Linked DNA regions of Homo sapiens: all the other regions are linked to region 3. A link is a contact called in ENCODE Hi-C or POLR2A ChIA-PET data. All regions are on one chromosome and are shown on one strand. Each heading gives the region's core, a stretch centred on a gene start or an enhancer-like site at or near the end of the contact. The rest is flanking DNA. Distances are from core to core; before and after follow the strand shown. Region 1 has its middle 20 kb from the start of ZNF287. Region 2 holds the start of TOM1L2 (target of myb1 like 2 membrane trafficking protein). Region 3 holds the start of NT5M (5',3'-nucleotidase, mitochondrial).

What was found. A loop is a pair of places that touch in the nucleus more often than their neighbours do. ChIA-PET counts read pairs that join two places held with the same protein, here RNA polymerase II (POLR2A). Pooled maps may share reads with other maps.
Region 1: a loop to region 3 is called in a map of naive thymus-derived CD4-positive, alpha-beta T cell, with 4 times the contacts of the local background. The contact joins the enhancer-like site here to the promoter of NT5M in region 3. A Hi-C loop is called at or near these places in 1 of 168 maps with a recorded cell type or tissue (naive thymus-derived CD4-positive, alpha-beta T cell), 1 of 37 single-sample maps with no recorded cell type and 5 of 50 pooled maps.
Region 2: a loop to region 3 is called in a map of naive thymus-derived CD4-positive, alpha-beta T cell, with 7 times the contacts of the local background. The contact joins the promoter of TOM1L2 here to the promoter of NT5M in region 3. A Hi-C loop is called at or near these places in 2 of 168 maps with a recorded cell type or tissue (both naive thymus-derived CD4-positive, alpha-beta T cell) and 10 of 50 pooled maps. POLR2A ChIA-PET finds 5 or more read pairs at or near these places in 1 of 52 experiments (activated CD4-positive, alpha-beta T cell).

Annotation. Positions count from the first base shown.
Region 1 is chr17:16,587,725-16,591,104 of GRCh38, forward strand. No RefSeq gene overlaps it. Among named protein-coding and RNA genes, the nearest start is that of ZNF287, 20 kb to the left of the region's middle. RefSeq lists an enhancer at 1,416-1,485. Within about 2 kb of position 1,732, at least 18 of the 41 ENCODE cell types and tissues checked have a DNase peak (open chromatin) inside an H3K27ac peak, as active enhancers do.
Region 2 is chr17:17,970,023-17,973,649 of GRCh38, forward strand. TOM1L2 (target of myb1 like 2 membrane trafficking protein) reads right to left here and starts at 2,378. Exons shown (of 15, transcript NM_001082968.2): 1 at 2,240-2,378. The coding sequence starts at 2,291. It overlaps DRC3 (dynein regulatory complex subunit 3), which reads left to right and starts at 2,840. Exons shown (of 14, transcript NM_031294.4): 1 at 2,840-2,952. RefSeq lists enhancers at 1,871-2,440, 2,812-3,131 and a silencer at 2,082-2,131.
Region 3 is chr17:17,300,820-17,304,663 of GRCh38, forward strand. NT5M (5',3'-nucleotidase, mitochondrial) reads left to right here and starts at 2,554. Exons shown (of 5, transcript NM_020201.4): 1 at 2,554-2,998. The coding sequence starts at 2,732. RefSeq lists an enhancer at 1-510 and silencers at 2,484-2,653, 2,704-2,803, 2,934-3,123.

The DNA of each region.
Region 1 (3,380 bases), core at 482-2,981, 710 kb before region 3:
AAACAATGTAAACACAAGCGTTCTGTACATCTTGCTGGTGAATTCACATAATGCTTAGTTCCCTGATCCTTTGACCTCCTCGTCTTCTCCAGTTATTTTCTGTCTGGACCACTGGCCTCAGGAGTGGAGTGGGGTTGGGGCTTAGGAGAGAGCAATGTGGCTTTTTGGTATGACTTGTTTTATTGCTTGCCCTCTCAGCACACTCCTGTTTCTCCTAACACAAAGTCTGAGATTTAAGCCCTTAAACCTGTAGGTTTCACCGTCAGCTTTTTCTTTTTCTTTCTTTTTTCTTTTTTTTTTTGCATAGGCATTACTAGGGACGTGAATGGGAGACTGGTATAGAAAGTGGTGAGGAGCCGAAGCCAAGAAATTGCTTTAAACACAAGATGAAAATGCTCTGTTCTGTCCACACAAAGAATCACCTAATACTGGTGTGAGGCACCTCACTTAGCTGTGGAGAAGTCCCTGGAATTAGATCTCAGAAAGACAGTTCCAGCTTTAAGACAGTAAAACCTTTTGGCAATGGGCTAATTGCCTTAAAGGAAAGAAGGGTTCTACTTGAAAGAACTTGCAGGTGGAGAAATTGTCCTACAAAGATTCTTGGAAATGTTAATGGAGATAACTGACATAGGTAGCTGTGGGCCAACCAGGAGCTGTCAACAGCCTGATCTCAGCAAAACCAGGACGGCCAGTTAATAGTTCCTTCAGTTCTCTGATGGTCACAAATGTAATTTTATTTCATTTCGCCTTGTGGAGGTTCTGCAACAAATGTAATTTTAAAGGAATTGGGAGCCAGAAAGATAAATGCAACTCCTTCAACTATGTGACAGGGCAGACTGGTGAATCTGGGTTCCCAGAGTGTGGAGCAAGTGCCCTGCATCAGAGGACGGCCCAGGGGAAACGTGCATGATGCCGAACCCCACAGGACAGAATTACTTCAATCGCCTGGTCCTGACTACTACAAGGAGGAAGTCTCAGTGTCTCAGTTTGCATCTACGCTCAGATTTCTTTTTCTTTTGGAGACAGAGTCTCCCTCTGTCGCTCAGGCTGGAGTGCAGTGGTGTGATCTTGGCTCACTGCTACCTCCACCTCCTGGGTTCAAGCAATTGTGCCTCAGCCTCCCCTGTAGCTGGGACTACAGGCGTGCGCCACCACGCCCGGCTTATTTTTGAATTTATAGTAGAGACGGGGTTTCATCATGTTGGCCAGGAATGATGCGAGTTTTAATACACTCACTTTACAGTTTCTTATGTTTTTAAACTACTTTCACGTTGTAGCAAAAACGAACCTTAAAGGCTTCACAGAGGCCGGTCCACGGGAGGGGAGCGCCGGTCTCCCGGTCCCGCCGGGCTCACAGGGACGGAGCGGCCTGGGATTCCGCCCACCCCCTTCCCGCCGTCAGCGATTCCTCCTCCTCGGAGGGTCTGGGGACTTCTCCCAGAAGCCGCCACCTCGCGCCAGGACACCGGGAGTTCCGCCGCTCCCTGCGAGAGGGAACTGGCCAGAGGCCCTGCGGGGCACCGCGCGCGAGTGAGGCAGAAACCCAGGCACCATGCAGAAAGCCCCGAAAAATGTCCCTGGAGAAGCCGGGGAACAGCTCCCTCCACAGCCGTCAGGGCCCGCACAGGCTGTTTCCTCACGGAGGACTCGGCCCCAGGTTGTCACGAAGCCGCGACCGCGCCTCCCCGGGGTCCTCAAGGAACGCAGCGCTCTGCCTCACTGCAGACAAGGCAGTCCGCAGGCGGAACACGCATGCGCGCCGGCAAGTCAGCCAGGGCGGGTTCGCGCGCCCTCTTGCGGCCCTCTAGGTGCAGTGCAGGGAGCTTTGCGTTTTAGGGACTTGGGCTCCCTCCGGCCATCCTCTATTGCTTTTTGGTATTTTCAGTAGAGACGCGGTTTCGCCATGTTGGCCAGGCTGGTTTGGAAGTCCTGACCTCAGGTGATCCACCCGCCTCGGCCTCCCAAAGTGCTGGAATTACAGGCGTGAGCCACTATGCCTGGCCCTGGCCATCCTCTTTAACTACTGAACTTCAGATTATTCAAAGCCGTTACACTCCACCCAACAGCTTCAGAATATCCTCTAGTATTCTCTAACACGCATGGAACAGTCTCCAGATTAGACCACAAATTAGGTCACAAAGCTAGTCTCAATCAATTTTAAAAGACTGAAGTAATACAATATTTTCTATAACCACAATATAAGGAAACATTAACAGAAGGAAAACTGGAACATTCACAAATACGTGAGAATTAAACAACACACTCTTAAACAACCAATGGTCAAAGAAAAAATAACATGGGAAATTGGAAAATACGATGAGACAAATGAAAATGAAGCACAACATACCAAAACTATGACAATCAGTGAAAGCAGTTTCAAAGGGAAAATTTTACGAGTAAACATTTACCTTTAAAAAACAAAGATATCAGATAAATAACCTAACTTTACACCTTAAGGAGCTGGATAAAGAAGAGAAAACAAAACCCAAAGTTAGGAGAAGGAAGATGCTATAGTTTAAATGTGTCCTCCAATGTCCATGTGTTGGAAACTTAATCTCCAATGTAACAGGGGTAAGAGGTAAGACTTTTAAGAGGTGATTAGGCCATGAGGACTCTGTCCTCATGAGTGGATTAATGCCATTATTAAGGGAGTGTGTTCCTTTCAAAAGGACAAGTTCAGCACTCTCTTGCTCTCTCTTCCCTTTTCTTGGCCCTTCTGCTTTCTCCCATGGGATAACATAGCAAGAAGGCCCTCACAAGATGCTGGCACCTTGATCTTGGACTTCCCAGCCTCCAGAACTGTAAGAAAATAAATTTCTGATTTTTGAAAAATAAATTATGTGGCCTGTGGTATTTTGTTGTAGAAGCACAAATGGACTAAGACAGAAGGAAATAATAAAGATTAGAGCATAGTTAAACAAAATAGAGGATAGAAAAATAGGGAAAAAATCAACAAAACCCAAAGTTGGTCCTTTGAAAAGGTCAAGAAAATTGACAAAACTTCAGGTAGAGTAAGAAGAGAAAGATTATTAAAACACTGTTATTTTATTATTTTTCCTAATTATTTAACAATATTTAACAGTAATATAATAAAATTATTGCAATATGAAAATTTATATAAAACTAAAACATTAAATCAGAAATAAAAGTGGGGACGTGACTATTGATTTTGAAGAAATACACAGAATTATAAGAGAATATTAAATCAATTGTATCCCAACAAAGTAGGTAATCTAGATGAAATGGATACATTTTGAGACAGAGTCTCACACTGTCATCAGGCTGGAGTGCAGTGGCACGATCTTGGCTCACTGCAACCTCTGCCTCTGCCTCCCGGGTTCAAGCGTTTCTCCTGCCTCAGCCTCCTGAGTAGTTGGGAC
Region 2 (3,627 bases), core at 1,128-3,627, 670 kb after region 3:
TCTCTTATATTTGGTTTTTTGTTGTTGTTGTTGTTGTTTGTTTGTTTTTTGAGACAGAGTCTCACTCTGTCGCCCAGGCTGGAGTGCAGTGGCACAATCTCAGCTCACTGCAAACTCCGCCTCCCGGGTTCAAGCAATTCTCCTGCCTCAGCCTCCCGAGTAGCTGGGACTACAGGCGCATGCCACCACGCCTGGCTAATTTTCTTTTTTTTTTTGGATTTTTAGTAGAGACGGGGTTTCACCGTGTTAGCCAAGATGGTCTCGATCTCCTGACCTTGTGATCCGCCCGCCTCAACCTCCCAAAGTGCTGAGATTACAGGCGTGAGCCACCGCACCCAACCACATTTGTATTTTAAATCCCCTTTAACTTCTACCCCTCATTTACTACCTTGTCATTTTAAAGGTGTAGAGCTTCCTATTATAAAGGGGACAGAAAGGAAAACAATTCTCGCAAGTTTTCTGGCTCCCTCCATTAACTGGCTGGAAATTAGTTTTTGGAGTGTGGCTGCCATGCAAGAGCACCTGAAGAGAGTGGAAAAGGACATGGGGAAGAAGTAAGGAAGTGAGAATCCAGAGACTCTCCAGTGGGCAGCAAGAGACAAGATGTCAAAAAGGTGGGAAAACACTCTTTTGGGGTCCCTCATGCATTATAAAAGATACTACGCCAGAAAGTAAAGAAAGGCTCCTAAATGCTAATTAGCCAACAGGAGAGACCTCAATAAGTTTATAGGCTCCACTAAAGGCTGGAAAGTAAGCTAAAATTTCATAAGCAAAGCAGAAAATAAACAAATCACTACTGCTGAAATCAGGCCCATAAGAACACCAAAGATCCTGGCTCATAAAAGACGTTTTACCAGTCCTTCAACCAACCAGGAGGAATCCAGTTTTCAAACAAACTAATCAGCATTCTTGACTGATCAAGTGGCATAAGCCACTGCCTTGGGTAAAAAGGCAAGTTGCTTTCTTAGTAAGGAAGTCCCATATGGTGGCCATTTCAGTATTCCTTTACCTACACTTTGGGCTTTCCTTATCCATGATTCTGGCCATCTCTGGTGTCCCCAGGTGTCCACATCCCCCCTATAGGATTAACAGATAATGCTGAGTACCATTCTCTCTACATTGCCAACAAAAGATTTCAGCTTTGGTAAACTTAATATGAGGTGGGGGAGGAAGCAACAGTCAATGTGCAGAGTACTACAAAGAATATCAAAACTTGAGAACTTTAAGGGATCTATCACATCTCATCTCCAAACACTTTGACAGACAGGGGAACTTCAAACCAGAAAGGGCACAAGGTCATATGGAGTCACTGACAAAACCACTGCTAGAGTCCAGGCTTCCATGATTCCCAGTCCAGGGCTCTTATCATTAAATAACACAGCCTCCCTTCTTTCCTGGGAGGCACTGCAGGCATGCCATCCCCCTGCCAAGATAATCACCCTCCAAGAGCCCCTCCTCCTATCCCAGTCCCTCCTACAGCACAGCTGAGTTGCAGCTCAAATTAGCAAGTCCCGGAGCAGGGGGCATTTCTGGGAGGGTGCCCAGTCTGAGGGTTGCTGGTACCGAAGAGGAGGGACAAAGATGGAGAAGAAGGTGACATCCCACAAAGGGTTTGGGAGAACTGGGTCCTTGGGGCAGTGGCAGTGAGCCTGCTGGGCTGGATAAAGACACATGCAGTGGCATCTCCCAAAGCGCATTGGGGAAGCAGACCAGCAGTTGGCACCACCTCTAGCAGCAAAAGGAAGGGCTGAGCCTTGATGGGCAGGGAAGCCTGGGGCATCTCCGAGTCCAAGTTGGGCCTCAGGGGTGCCTCCTGGCAGAGTGGCACTGGCGCGCCCGTGAGGTGGCACCAGTGCCCGGGAGGAGGCCCGAGGACACAGATGCCCTGCCTGCCCGTGGGATAGCACCGGCACCCGGCGAAGGCCCAGCCCCCCCGGGAGGTGGCACCGGCGCCCGGCGAACGCCCGACGACCAGGATGCCCAACCCGCCCGTGAGGTGGCACCGACGCCCAGTGAAGGCCAGACGACCAGGATGCCCAGCCCGCCCGTGAGGTGGCACAAGCGCCCGGCAAAGGCCCGACGACCAGGATGCCCAGCCCGCTCGTGGAGTGGCACCCGCGGCTGGCGGAGGCCCAGCCCGCTCGTGAAGTGGCACCGGCGCCCGGCGGAGGCCCGCGGTCCTCACCAGCCGGATCAGCGGCCGCCGTTGCCCAGCCTCCTGCCCCACACGCGGCCTTACCGAGGCACTGCCCCACTGGTGTGCTGAACGGGTTCCCCAGGAGGAACTCCATCTTGGGTGGACAACACGCAGCGGCCCGGGCCCCCTGTCTGCCACCTAGGCCTCCGCTGTAACCCGCCGGACTCCCGTCCTGACTGACACTTGCCCCCTCCCCACTCTCTGGAACGCCGAGCTTAGGGCCTTTGGCCCCGCCCCCTTGCCGCGTCTCTATTGGGGGACACCTACGAAGCCCGCCTCCTATTGGTCGTTACACCTCTGTCAGCAAAGCCCCCACCCACCCCGCAGCGTCCGATTGGGCGGAGGAGCGAGCTAGGTCACCGGAGTCCCTGTCAGCCGTGGCGGCACCTCCCCTGGCCCGCCCCCAAAGGGGAAGCTGCGCATTTTGATTCCTCTGTATATTGGTCAATCTAAAGGATTCTTACTATTATTGGACAAAAGACGAGTCAATCACGCAAATGGACGGAACAGAGGTGAATCTAGGAATATCCCCGCCCATAGAAAGTACTGATTGGAGAAACATTTGTTTTCTCTACGGCTGGTTGGTGTAAGGAGTGTTTCACCACACGGAGATGTGGTCACGTGACTTGTCAACTTTCACCCAGGATGTCTCCCTTCTGACTTCCCCTTAGCAACCAAGTCGCGGCGCTTGGTTCCCCAGCAACCGGGAGACGCGTCTGCTGCGTGGAACCGCCGAGTTCCCAGCGCTTGAGAAGGTGAGACCTGGGAGCTGAGGCTCCCGGAGGACTTGCAGGGACAGATAGTGCCCGACGTAACTCTTTCCTGTGACCTTTTTCTCGGAGAACGCCGGCCCGGCCCTTCTCATTTATAAAATGAGCACGTAGGTCCTCTCCCAGCCACTTTACAGTCGTGTGAGACAGCCAAGACACTTTAGTCCTGGGCTTGTCAAGCTTTTGAATAAAAAAAAAAAAAAATACTAAGGAAGCATTTCCCGAGGGAGCAGGGCCAGAATGGATTTTTAAGGGGTTCCGTCTTCCAGCCTCCTTTCATAGAAAGAGAGGTACCCGGTCCACTGATAACTTTTCCCAGAATTTAGCCATCATAACTGACCTCATAACTATCAAATGATTTCATCTTGGTACTGTATATACCGCTTTGGATGTGAATACGGCTACTCAAGTTCTGTATCCGTCTCTGTCAGTAACTCATTGTACGACTTTGGACAAGTTCCTTTACCTCCCTGGAGCCTCAGGTTCCCTAGCTGGGAAATAAGGGCATTAGGACTCCCTTTTTATGGCCTCCGGAGCTTACATGTACTTAAATAATGCATGTGCACTGAGCACACAGTAAGCATTCAGTAAGTGATTGATTTTATTCTTTTTTAAGAAAAATTTTGTTCATTATTTATTTATTTATTTATTTTTTATTTT
Region 3 (3,844 bases), core at 1,304-3,803:
GCCCCGCCCCTTCTGAGTTGGCGGGGCGGGAGTTCCCCAGATGCCGCTGCAGTTGCCCTGCTGCGGCTCTGGCCCAGCATCTCTGTGCTCTTGGGAACCTGTGAAGGCTCCACTGCCCCTCGCAGGCTCGGAAGTGCCTGCTCCTGCTGCCTGGCTTCTCCCTGCTGTTGGTGCCTGCTTCAATCTCGGAGCAAAGTCGGGCCGAGCTAGGGCGCCGTCACAGCCCAGCCGGGAGTGCACACGCTCAGGGCAGCACTGACACGCCAGCCCCCTGCCTCCTTGGCCCCCTCCGGACTTGGGTGCCAACAAGCATCGGAGAACGGCCGAGGGGGGCATGAGGACAGCCTGGTGTTGGCCTGCAGGTACCCCTTGGCATGAACAGCCTGGGCGCCATGAACAGCAGCAGGAATGCAGACAGCTCCTCGGTGGAAGGGGGCGGGTCCCTGGTGAAGCCCCACCTTCAATCCTGGAAGGGCCTGAAGCCTGGGGGCCAGGTCACCAGTCCCAGTACCAGAGCGGGGAACTTGTGGTGCTTTTCCCCAGGCCTGCTCATGGCCACCTATGGCCGCCCATGGACCAATCAGCACTCACTTCTTCCCCTCTGAGGTCCATAAAAAACCCTGGACTCAGCCAGACTCAAAGAGAGGACGGGTAGATGGGGAGAAAACCAGCTGCAGAGAGGAACTACCCTTTCTGCTGAGAGCTGGACACTTGTTGGGATGAACTGCCTACCAGAGAGGAGCTACCCTCTCTGCTGAAAGCTGAACACTTGTGGGGAAACCCTGGCTATGGAGAGGAGCTGCCCACTGCAGGTCTCTTCTGAAGTATTCTGTTGCTCAATAAAGCTCCTCTTCGTCTTGCTCACTCTCCACTTGTCTGCCTACCCCATTCTTCCTGGATGCAGGACAAGAACTCGGGACCTGCCAAATGGTGGGGCTAAAAGAGCTGTAACACAGGCTGGGTGCAGTGGCTCACGCCTTTAATCCCAGCACTTTGGGAGGCCGAGGGGGGTGGGGCGGATCACCTGAGGTCAGGAGTTTGAGGCCAGCCTGGCCAACATGGTGAAACCCTGTCTCTACTAAAAATACAAAAATCGGCCGGGTGCGGTGGCTCACACCTGTAACCCCGGCACTTTGGGAGGCCGAGGCGGGCAGATCACAAGGTCAGGAGTTGGAGATCAGCCTGGCTAACATAGTGAAACCCTGTCTCTACTAAAAATGCAAAAAAGCTGGGTGTGGTGGTGGGCGCCTGTAATCCCAGCCACTTGGGAGGCTGAGGCAGGGGAATCGCTTGAACCTGGGAGGTGGAGGTTGCAGTGAGCCGAGATCCTGCCACTGCACTCCAGCCTGGGCAACAAGAGCAAGACTCCCTATCAAGAAAAAAAAAAAAAAAAGGGAGAGAATGTGGTACATATATACCATAGAATACTTCACAGTCATAAAAAAAGAATAAGATCATGTCTTTTGCAGCCATATGGATGGAGCTGGAGACAATTATCCTAAGCAAACACAGGAACAGAAAATTAAATACCTCATGCTCTCACTTAAAAGCGGGAACTAAACATTAAGTAAACATGGACGTAATGATGGGGACAACAGACACGGTGACCTACTTGAGGGTGGAGAGTGGGAGGAGGGTGAGGATGGAAAAACTACCTATCAGGAACTACGCTTATTACCTGGGTAATAATAATCTGTACACTAAACCCCCAAGACAGTCAATTTATATAACAAATCTGCACATGTATCCCTGTACTTAAAAGTTGAAAAGAGGCCGGGCGCGGTGGCTCACGCCTGTAATCCCAGCACTTTGGGAGGCTGAGGTGGGAGGATCGTTTGAGCCCAACATAGGAAGACTCCTGTCTCAAAAAAAAAAAAAAAAAAAAAAAAATTACCAGGGTGTGGTGGCAGGCCCCTGTGGTCCCAGCTACTCAGGAGGCAGAAGCAGGACGATCCCTTGGGCCCAGAAACTCAAGGCTGCAGGGAACCGAGATCATGCCACTGCTTCCACCCTGGGTAACAGAGCAAGACCCCGTCTCCAAAAAAAAAAAAAAAAAAAAGCAATACAGGGGTACTTAATATTTATTCATATATTTACCTGAGAATCATCAGTTTTACTAAGGCTGTATGATGTTAGCAGATATTGGTTCTATCAGTCTCTCCGCAGACATTTGCTGTAAATAAAGCAGAGAGGCTTTCAGAGTGCACCCTGTTTTTGTTCCTCCATCCTGTTGTCTGGATCCCCTTCTAAAACGTAAGTTCCAGGATGGCAGGAACTTTGTCTATTTGGTTCACACTCGACACAGTTAGTGCTCAAAAATGTCTAACGACACAGGCCTGCTTCTCGGTTTGCACTGCTCCTCCATGGTAGTCTGTGCAGTGGGAGAAGGCAGCCCGGGCCCAGGGTCCACGGAGAAGACGCAAATCGACAGCGCGGGAGCGCGGACCTTCTGGAGGCGCGCGGCGCTTACCGCTGTCCGTCCTCGAAGCCCCGCCCCGGGGCTCCGCCTCCGCCGGCGCGTGTTCCTTTAGGGACCGCGCGCGCCGCGGCCTCGCTCTGGGGCCGGTACTTGCGCGCCCGCACCCCGCGCTCCCCGCCCCGCTCCCCGTCCCGCGCTCCACGCGCGCCCCAGCGTTGGGGGCTTCTCCTCCGCGGCGGGAATGTCTGGCCGGCTCCGGCAGCACGGCGCGGCCCAGGTCCCCGCGCCCACGACGGGCCAGCGCGCTGGGCCATGATCCGGCTGGGCGGCTGGTGTGCGCGGCGGCTCTGCAGCGCGGCGGTTCCCGCGGGGCGGCGCGGGGCGGCGGGCGGGCTGGGCCTGGCGGGAGGCCGCGCCCTACGGGTGCTGGTGGACATGGACGGCGTGCTGGCTGACTTCGAGGGCGGATTCCTCAGGAAGTTCCGCGCGCGCTTTCCCGACCAGCCCTTCATCGCGCTGGAGGACCGGCGCGGCTTCTGGGTGTCGGAGCAGTACGGCCGCCTGCGGCCAGGGCTGAGCGTGAGCGTCCCCGCCCCGCCCCGCGCCGGGCCTCCTTCTCGCCCCGAGCCCCAGACACCGCCCCTGCGCCGGTGACCTTGGACGGTCAGCGCCCCAGCCTCGGGGTGGCCCTCTGATAGAATAGGGTCTGGGGGGGACTAGGGGCCACAGCGCACCGGGAAGATGCGGCCCCGCGCTCAGGATCTGTTGGCTGCCATCCAAGGTTTCTGAAAATGCGGGAGAGTACAAAGTGTTAATATACCTAACTCTGCATTTAAAGCTGACTTCAAAATTTGTGGCATATTTGGCCTCAAGTCGTTTGTTAAATTTTTAGAAAAATAAACGTTATAAGTTGTCCTCTTTCACCCCGACCGCAGTCACATTCCCACTTCTTTGTCCCCAGGACTTTGATGGGTGTCTTTACCCATCTTTTTTACTGTTGTCCATGAAAGCATAGCTTCCAGGGGTATTTGAGGCCCAGAGAGGTTGTGTGACTTTCTGGGGGTCACACAGTGAGTCAGTGGTCCAGGTGAGGTGGGATCCACCTCATGTCTTATCCCCTTGCAGAGCTGGCCTTGCTGAACACCTGAGCTCAACCCCTACCATCCGACTCCCGAGGTGTTCTGTCCAGGATGGATAGAGGGGAAAGATCCAAGGAGGGACGTTTACACACAGATCTTGGTTGGTAAATTTGAAGTATTTTGCAAAAGGAACAGGGGATTTTGGTATGCACAAAATTAAAGAGGCTGAGTGTTTTTTGGCATCCCTTGATTGGCCACCTAGGGTTGCTGCTGGAGGGTTTGATAAAGAGGAGAAGGAAGTTACAAGAGCCCGTTTTTTAGCCACAAGTTCACTGCATCCTCTCTT